Regions from separate parts of the Homo sapiens genome. Here region 1 is linked to region 2. A link is a contact called in ENCODE Hi-C or POLR2A ChIA-PET data. All regions are on one chromosome and are shown on one strand. Each heading gives the region's core, a stretch centred on a gene start or an enhancer-like site at or near the end of the contact. The rest is flanking DNA. Distances are from core to core; before and after follow the strand shown.

Region 1 (4,755 bases), core at 2,155-4,654, 620 kb after region 2:
GGTTAGAGAGTCTGGGATCCTAGCAGACCCCACAAGTACTTCAAGTCTGCTAGTTTAAAACTGAATTCATTATTTACCCCTTTCCCTAAGCCTGCTCCTCCTCCCACATTTCCTATCTTATTAAGAGCACCACCATCTGTCTGGAAAACAGAAAGTTATCCTAGTTCCTCCTTCTTCCTAACTCTTCATCCAATGAATCACTAAATAAGTCCTATTTGACCTCCTAACAACCTATGGATCCTTATCATTCCTCCATTCCCACAACCACTGCCCTAACCAGGACTGGCTCCATAATTTGTGGGACCCAGTGCAAAATGAAAAAGCAGAGCCCCTTATTCAAAAAGTATAGTATTAAGAATTTAAAAACAGTGATTGACGAGCATTTAACCAAGCACCAGGCCCTTCAAACTGCAAGGCCCTATGCAGTTGTACAGGTGGTCTGGCCCTAACTTAGGGCCATTCTATCTCTCGTCTGAACTAGTGCCTCTTTACCCATTTCGCTCACTCCCAGGCTGCACGCCTTCATTCTTTACTCACAGCAATCTAAGTGCAAATCTCACCAACTCCTTCAGCATGAAACCAGCTCCTTAGCACGATACACAAGGTCCCCCTTGACCCTGCCTGCTCAACTCTCCAAGCTCTTCTCTGTTGTTCTCTACCTCATGCCCTTTGTTGGCTTCTACCTGAACCTCTGCGCCTCTACACATACTGTTCTCTTTGTCTAGAATGTCCCTCTACTTATCTCCCAAAAAACTCTCCTGTTCATCATTCAGAATGCAGCTCAGTAACCTCTCTGTGAACCCTTTCCTCACCTCCTACTTAATAGTATGCTCCTTTTCTCTAAGCCTCTGATATATCATTCTGGGTTGTTTTGTTTTGTTTTGTTTTGTTTTTTGAGAAAGAGTTTTTGCTCTGTTGCCCAGGCTGGGGTGCAGTGGTGCAACCTCGGCTCACTGCAACCTCCGCCTCCTGGGTTCAAGCGATTCTCCTGTCTCAGCCTCCCAAGTAGCCAGGATTACAGGTGCGCACCACCACGCCTGGCTAATTTTTGTATTTTTAGTAGAGACGGGGTTTCATCATATTGGCCAGGCTGGTCTCGAACTCTTGACCTCAAGTGATCTGCCCGCCTTGGTCTCCCAAAGTGCTGGGATTACAGGTGTGAGCCACTGCACCCAGCCATGTATTTTTTGTTTGTTTTTTGTTTGTTTTTGAGACGGAGTCTCGCACTGTCACCTGGGCTGAAGTGCAGTGGCGCGATCTCGGCTCACTGCAACCTCCACCTCCTAGGTTCAAGAGATTCTCCTGCCTCAGTCTCCCAAGTAGCTGGCATTACAGGTGCCTGCCACCACACCCAGCTAATTTTTTGTATTTTTAGTAGAGACGGGGTTTCATCATATTGGCCAGGCTGGTCTTGAACTCCTGACCTCAAGTGATCTGCCCGCCTTGGCCTGCCAAAGTGCTGGGATTACAGGTGTGAGCCACTGCACCCAGCGATGTATTTTTTGTTTGTTTTTTGTTTGTTTGTTTTTGAGACGGAGTCTCACACTGTCGCCCGGGCTGAGGTGCAGTGGCACCATCTCGACTCATTGCAACCTCTACCTCCTAGGTTCAAGCGATTCTCCTGCCTCAGCCTCCCAAGTACCTGGGATTACAGGCGCCTGCCACCACGCCCAGCTAATTTTTTGTATTTTTAGTAGAGACGGGGTTTCACTATGTTGGCCAGGCTAGTCTCGAACACCTGACCTCATGATCCACCTGCCTCGGCCTCCCAAAGTGCTGGCATTAGAGGCATGAGCCACTGCGCCCAGCCTGTTAGTTTGTTTTTCTAATTTTTCAGAGACAACGTCCTGCTGTGTCACCCAGGCTGGAGTATAGTGGCACAATCTTTCTCACTGTAGTCTTGACCTCCCAGACTCAAATGATCCTCCCACCTCAGCCTCCCCAGTAGCTGGGACTACAGGTGCACATCACCACAGCTGGCTATTTTTTTTTTTATTGTAAAGACAGGGTCTCACTATGTTGCCCAGGCTGGTCTTAAACTCCTGACCTGAAGTCATCCTCCCAGCTCAGCCTCCCAAAGCATTGGGATTACAGGCATGAGCCTCCAAGCCAGGCCTATATAGTATTTTAAAGCAAGCCTCAGCAAACTTTTTCTCAAAGGGCCTGATTATAAATATTTTAAACTGTGTTAATCAAGAGATAAAACTGAGGATATTACATAGGCACTTATATAACAATTTAAAATATAACCATTTTTATTTTACTTACTTATTTATTTATTATTTTATTTTTTGAGACGGAGTCTTGCTCTGTCATCCAGGCTGGAGTGCAGTGGTGCAATGTGATCTTGGCTAACTGCAAGCAACCTCCGCCTCCCGGGTTCAAGCGATTCTCTTGCCTCAGCCTCCCTAGTAGCTGGGATTACAGGCGCACCCATCACGCCTGGCTAATTTTTGTATTTTTAGTAGAGACGGGGTTTTACCATGTTGGCCAGGCTGGTCTCGAACTCCTGACCTCAAGTGATCTGCCCTCCTTGGCCTCCCAAAATGTTGGGATAATGGGCGTGAGCCACTGCACCTGGCCTAAAATATAACCATTTTTAAATGGAAAAAAAACATGATTGGGTCACAGGCTATACAAAAACAGCAGACTAGATTTGGCCCATAGGGTGAAGTTTACTCACCCTTGCTCTGGAGAATCGATTAAGCATTTGCATATTTATGTATCTGTCTCCCCTAGTAGACTATGCACAAGGCCATATATCAGACGTTCTTGTATCCCCAGTGTCTAGATCAGAGTCTGGTGTATAGTAGGCACTCAGTACTAAGTTGTTGGGTAAATGGATAAATGAATGATTGAACAGGACCCTGATCCCTTGAGGAGAATGAAACCAGAATTCTGGATGCCTCATTCCCCACTTTTCTTCATCTGACTTGGTTTCTCAAATGTGCTAGGGTGTCACATGGGTCCCTCTGACTTGAACCATGTCTAAGCCGTGGAGACAAGAAAGGTAGTGCTCCTCTGAAACAAACCCAAGGCTTCTGGGGGTACCTAAAGTTGCTCCTGGAACTTGGTCTTATCTTTTGGCCCTTTGAGGAGTGGCCCAAATGTTCTGATGCTCTGACTCCGTGCCCTAGCAATTCTTGGCAATGATCTTACAGATGAGTTCTGCCATGCAAAGAGGGGAAGAAAACAGAGTTTGGGTTTCAGGAAGGAGAAAGGAAGAGTGAAACCACTCTGAGGTAAGTAGCGGGGGACTTTCAACAGAGAAGCCTAGATTTCACTAGCCGAAGCAAAATGAGTAGGACCGGAGGTGGTGAAGGAAGTGGCTGGGATTGGGTAATGGGGGAGTTTCTTATTCTTTCAGTGGACTATAATAGGATACATAAGAGCAGGATGTCTCCTGCTTGAAGCCTAACTGTCCACCAGAAAGGACTGCTCTTTGGGTGAGTTGAACTTCTTCCATTATAGAAAGAATTGAAGGCTGAGAAACTCAGGTAAGCACTTTTGTTGTGGGTATACTTTTACCTTCTTGGTCTCCTCATCTCCCAGGTGGTAACAAACAGAAATGACTAAAGCCTATATGTGTGTGTAGTGGAAAGGAGCAGAGGGAACTGAATACAGAGAGGATCCTGAATACACGATGCTGAATAGAGAGAGGGGACTCCTGGGGGTCTTTGGGGATGGGGAAGGAATTAAAAAAGTTGGAGGGCACTGGGTTTACTGAGAGCAGCGGGATGGATATAGAAGAGGACTGAGGTTTGGAGCAGAATAAGACTAAGATATTTAGGCAAGAGATATTTAGATAAAAACTTGGGGAAATATTTGAGAATGGGAAAGGACTAAGAGAACCTAAGGAGAGAGTTAGGGATCTTGAGATGAAGAGGCCTGGGAATGGTTCAGGAGGATACTGAATTAAGGTGAGGTCCAGGAACAGTTTAGATGTCCAGGGTCCCAGAACTGTTCAAGAGATCTAAGTTGAATGCTAGGTTCTGATTCCCTCTTCCTCTTCCACCCTCTGCCTCTTTAGCCTCTATCATGTGGAACAGCTCTGACGCCAACTTCTCCTGCTACCATGAGTCTGTGCTGGGCTATCGTTATGTTGCAGTTAGCTGGGGGGTGGTGGTGGCTGTGACAGGCACCGTGGGCAATGTGCTCACCCTACTGGCCTTGGCCATCCAGCCCAAGCTCCGTACCCGATTCAACCTGCTCATAGCCAACCTCACACTGGCTGATCTCCTCTACTGCACGCTCCTTCAGCCCTTCTCTGTGGACACCTACCTCCACCTGCACTGGCGCACCGGTGCCACCTTCTGCAGGGTATTTGGGCTCCTCCTTTTTGCCTCCAATTCTGTCTCCATCCTGACCCTCTGCCTCATCGCACTGGGACGCTACCTCCTCATTGCCCACCCTAAGCTTTTTCCCCAAGTTTTCAGTGCCAAGGGGATAGTGCTGGCACTGGTGAGCACCTGGGTTGTGGGCGTGGCCAGCTTTGCTCCCCTCTGGCCTATTTATATCCTGGTACCTGTAGTCTGCACCTGCAGCTTTGACCGCATCCGAGGCCGGCCTTACACCACCATCCTCATGGGCATCTACTTTGTGCTTGGGCTCAGCAGTGTTGGCATCTTCTATTGCCTCATCCACCGCCAGGTCAAACGAGCAGCACAGGCACTGGACCAATACAAGTTGCGACAGGCAAGCATCCACTCCAACCATGTGGCCAGGACTGATGAGGCCATGCCTGGTCGTTTCCAG
Region 2 (4,698 bases), core at 1,336-3,835:
GCAAATCAAAACCACAATGAGATACCATCTCACACTACTCAGAATGGCTATTATTAAAAAGTCAAAAAATAAAAGATGTTGGCGAGGTGGCAGAGGAAAAGGAATGTTTATACACTGTTGGCGGGAGTGTAAATTAGTTCAACCCTTGTGGAAGACAATGTGGCGATTGCTCAAAGACCTAAAAACAGAAATATCTTTAGACTCAGCAATCCCATTACCGAGTATATACCTGGAGGAATATAAATCATTCTGTTATAAAGACACGAGCACATGTATGTTTGCTGCAACACTATTCACAATAGCAAAGACATGGAATCAACCCAAATGCCCAGTGATGATAGACTGGATAAAGAAAATGTGGCACATATACACCATGGAATACTATGCAGCCATAAAAAAGAATGAGATCATGTCCTTTGCAGCAACATGGATGGAGCTGGAGGCCATTATCCTTAGCAAACTAACACAGGAACAGAAAACCAAATACCGCATGTTCTCACCTATAAGTGGGAGCTAAATGATGAGAACACATGGACACATAGAGGGAAACAACACACACTGGGGCCTATGGGAGGGTAGAGGGTGGAAGGAGGGAGAGGATCAAAACAAATACCTATTGGGTACTAGGCTTAATACCTGGGTGATGAAATAATCTGTACAACAAACCCCTATGACAGGAGTTTACCTATGTAACAAACTTGCACATGTACCACTGAACTTAAAATAAAAGTTAAAAGAAACTATTATATTTCAAGAGTCTTAAAAATAGCTGCAATTTCTTGAGCATTTGCTGTAAGGTAGGCGCTGGACTGAATACTCTGTATTCCTTTATTCTTATAGCTCTACAACCACTCCTGTAAGGTTATCCCCATTTAGCAGCTAACAAACTGAGACCTAGAGATGTTAACGTATCCAAGACTACAGAGCTACTTGATGCCAGAGCTTCACTCTAAAGCCTGCTCTCCTAACCATCAAACTATCAATGTTAACAAAATGTTGACATTTGGGCCAGGACAATTATTCCTTATACTGAAGAGTCCCATCCCTTCAAAAGCACTTATCATCATTGGCCCTCAGGTACTAAATACCAGTATCAGCTTCCCATTTCTTTGAAAATTAAATCTCTCTCACATATTTCCAAACTCCCTACCGAAGTTATATTCTCCATTTCCCAAACATATTGGAAAACAACTGTTAAGGAAAACATTGAATTCTAGAAACTTAGGATTTAAAAGAGTTGTTAAGTTTCCATTAGTTCAGCTTTTATAGTTAATTTGTACGGAAAAGAATAGTAAATAAAGAGAATTAGGGCGTGTTGGATTTAGCATTTTACTTGTTGACTGTGAAGCTAATTCTCAGAGAAGCACATATTTAGCATCTACTATGTCCTGAGAAAATATGTTAGATATTTTCATGCCTACGTAAAAGGAATAGCGTGGGAGAAGGGTTGAGTGAGAAACAGAGAGAATTGTTATTTTCCTCACATTATACTTGAAGAAAATAATGTTTTGAGAACTTAATTTGCCAAGCAAGAATTTTATTTAGGATTATTTCTACCATATTATAGCTATACTATGGATACTCAATGGAGTTGTCCCATTGATGATTGGAAATGGAATTTAGAAACATGGTAAAAAAAAAATCTAACTATACCTATAGCCAAAAAATCAGAAAGAAGGTAATGAACATGTGAAAATCAGTCACAATTAACACATTAGAGGAGTGCCTTGTAGAATAAATATTGTGATATACATTCATAAATAAATGATTTAAAGAAGGAAACAGTAGAATCAGGAGAGAGACAGAAAGAAGATATCCAAAATGCAGCAGCATCCTACGGAGAAGAGTGTTCAGAGATACTGGAGAAGCGAGGAGGGATAGTTAGCAGTGCTGGATGCTCCCGGTGGGTGAAAGTGATTGAGGCCTGGGAGAAACCTTTTAGAGTTCAACAAGCCTTTTCCAAACTGAAAACCAATAAACTGAAGACATCTTCAGGGTGTAACCGATTTTAAAAGTTCAGCTTTGAAAACGTTGGGGAAAGCAGTCATTTACTACAAAAACAAAAACTTTGAAGTGGTTTGAACATAAAACAAAGTTAAGAAACTAACAGAAAAAAAAAGTAGTCAGTATTCAAAAACAAGCTTCGGGGGAATTTACCAGAGTATGAAAGTTATCAACACAGAGCGACTGGCTCAGAGCCCTCTCAAGTGTGTGATACGACTGGAAACTTCTTCTCTGAGATAAACGCCAGATCATTTATGAGAGAGAGCTTTCCCATTTTCAGACAGCTCTCCTGAGGACAGAAGGATTTATCTGCAGCAGTGGAATTCTAGTTATATGGTAGGAAGACTCCTGCACACACCTCTTTAAATGGACTGTACCTTTGCCTTAATAGGAAAAGATCTCCTGTTTTTCTGGAAAGACAGAGGCAGCTCTGGGGCAGGAAGGTCTTCCTAGTTGTGAGCACCGTGTCTACGGATGGTTTGTCCTTCGCTCAGTCTCCTGAGCCGGAGCAAAGGATGTGGCTGGGCCAGGAGGCGGGGACTGCATCTACATGTGTGGATGTGTGTGTGTGTGGTGTGTTCTCATTTCCGCTTCCCCTTTTGAGCAGGCAACAGCAGTTGAATGAGTTCAGGGAGAAAGGCATAATCTACAACATGATACTTTCTCACTTGCTTCACCTCTGTGCCCACACCTGTGAAGGCCTCGGCCCAGCTTCGACAACTGCTTTGCCTCAAACTCAGCTTTCTACCAGCAGACAGGTAAGCACAGCCTTTATCTCAGTTTCAAGGCTGTACTGATTTAGGGTGATGCTAGGAGAAAGAAGGAAACATGTCAGAGAAAAATCAGGCTGTCAAGTCAAGGGAAAATCAAGAGAAAATCTCCCACCACTCTTACTTCAACCTTAAAAGCATCCATCATTATGCCTAGGAGAACGATGCTGGGTGCCCTTTTGCTTTCGTTTGTTTGTTTTCTCTTTATTATCAGAGAGGTAATCTTTCTAGATTCTCAAAACTTGGGTCTCTTTGATGACTTGAATAACATTTTAGGAATTTTTTTTCACCTTTCTCACCTGCAAAGTTCTTCTCTGTGTCTTGCTGAACTCATTGTTGCTGCAATTTCCATCTGATTATAACATCGAAAAGTTCTCAAGGAAGAAGTTTCCCGGTTTCATTTCAGGCCCTACTCTAGTGTCCATAGCTCCAACCATTGAGAGTACCTGGCTGAAATCAACTTTGCTTTCTGTGGGTATGACCTCTTTCTTCAGAAGCTGTAGAAGAAACTTGTTGAGATAAACTGCAGCAAGATATATTGAGGTCAGCTACGAGGGAGGATGTACACACTTGAGTGAGGTAAGGTCAAATTCACCGGGAGGCTCAAGATAGATGGATAGCCACCATCAGGACCAGATTTCAGGGTTCACATCTCAAAGATAGATAGATGGATGTGTTGCCTTCTCAGTGACCTACATAATATTGGGGGCTTCATGCTCCTCCAACACCCCTTGCCCCAGTGGTAGCAGGCAGAGCATATCACCACCTACATGAGTTTTGGGGTAGATGGAGGAGTGGAAAGATCCTCCACCCTGGGGTTTTCCCATGCCCCTTCTGTGCCACTAAGCTCACCAGTGGGTGGAAGAAAAAGGGTGGGTCCCCAGGGCAGGGCAAGGACAAGAAAGGAGAGTTCCACAGAAGTGATTTGACAAGACTGTGAGCATTTACAGGAGATATCCAGGGAAGTACTAGTGACTCTGTATACCACAAATGGTCCTGAGTAGAGAGGTAAGGAGACTTTCTAGATGGTGCAGGGCAGTACCTAGGATGGGAGGTTGGAGGTAGGAACCTTCAACTTGTGTGTCCAAGTATCAGACTCAATAGTTGTTCAGCTGAGTGATTAGAGATAAAGATCTCACAATATTGTCTTGCAGCATGAAGTGTTAGTAGGAAGAAGGGAAGTCAGGTTTATTGTCTGTCTCTACTTGGACTATTATCAGAAATAACAAGCTGAAGATATAGCAGAAGGGATAGAAAGCAATTTAACATCTGAGTTATTCGCATGCACCCCAGGGTGTTTAGAAACCATTTACAACCACGCTACCAACATGTTCTCATAACTCTTGGGTTTTTTGAAAATTAAGATGGAACCCTGCGATTCAGCATTATGTAGTGAACATGAAGCCCCAACCGTCATTTTCAGTTCAATGTTTGATTTGGATTCTAGTATGGAGGTCTCGTCTCAGCCAATGCTGTGACTTACAAGATTCCTTCTGGGCTACAGTAAGGGGAAAAGATCACACGTTTATTTCCACCTGCAAACTGACAACTGTTCTCTTTTCCACCTAAGGCACAAGACCAAAGTGGATATTCCAGTACCCACAGTACTGTGTGCCTTACAACACCCAGGCCTGATGCAGAATGGCCTAAACACAGATTTCAGATTGAGAAAAGAGTTCAGTCAAATAAGTAGAGGGACGAGGAGAAGAGAGTGTGTAGATATTGAAAAAGAAAAGCAGGAAAGAAGAAAAATGAATATATGCAGGACAGAGCTTATTACCAAGGAAATGAAACTGAAGAATTAAAGATACGAATTCACAGAGCTAACACAATGGTTGAGAAATCTGCTCATTCTCCCTACTTTCTCTTGATGAAGCCATCTATAAATCAGCTCAGATAAACTGCTGTTTCTTATTCTTGATGT

What was found. A loop is a pair of places that touch in the nucleus more often than their neighbours do. ChIA-PET counts read pairs that join two places held with the same protein, here RNA polymerase II (POLR2A). Pooled maps may share reads with other maps.
Region 1: a loop to region 2 is called in a map with no recorded cell type, with 4 times the contacts of the local background. The contact joins the promoter of GPR84 here to the promoter of TESPA1 in region 2. A Hi-C loop is called at or near these places in 1 of 37 single-sample maps with no recorded cell type and 8 of 50 pooled maps. POLR2A ChIA-PET finds 5 or more read pairs at or near these places in 1 of 52 experiments (activated CD4-positive, alpha-beta T cell).

What each region holds. Positions count from the first base shown.
Region 1 is chr12:54,363,135-54,367,889 of GRCh38, reverse strand. GPR84 (G protein-coupled receptor 84) reads left to right here and starts at 3,404. Exons shown (of 2, transcript NM_020370.3): 1 at 3,404-3,497; 2 at 4,031-4,755. The coding sequence starts at 4,039. The region is part of intron 1 of GPR84-AS1 (GPR84, ZNF385A, ITGA5 and GTSF1 antisense RNA 1); the gene reads right to left. RefSeq lists an enhancer at 3,386-3,475.
Region 2 is chr12:54,982,649-54,987,346 of GRCh38, reverse strand. TESPA1 (thymocyte expressed, positive selection associated 1) reads left to right here and starts at 2,585. Exons shown (of 11, transcript NM_001136030.3): 1 at 2,585-2,762. LOC107984515 (a long non-coding RNA gene) reads right to left here and starts at 2,496. Exons shown (of 2, transcript XR_001749161.2): 1 at 2,382-2,496.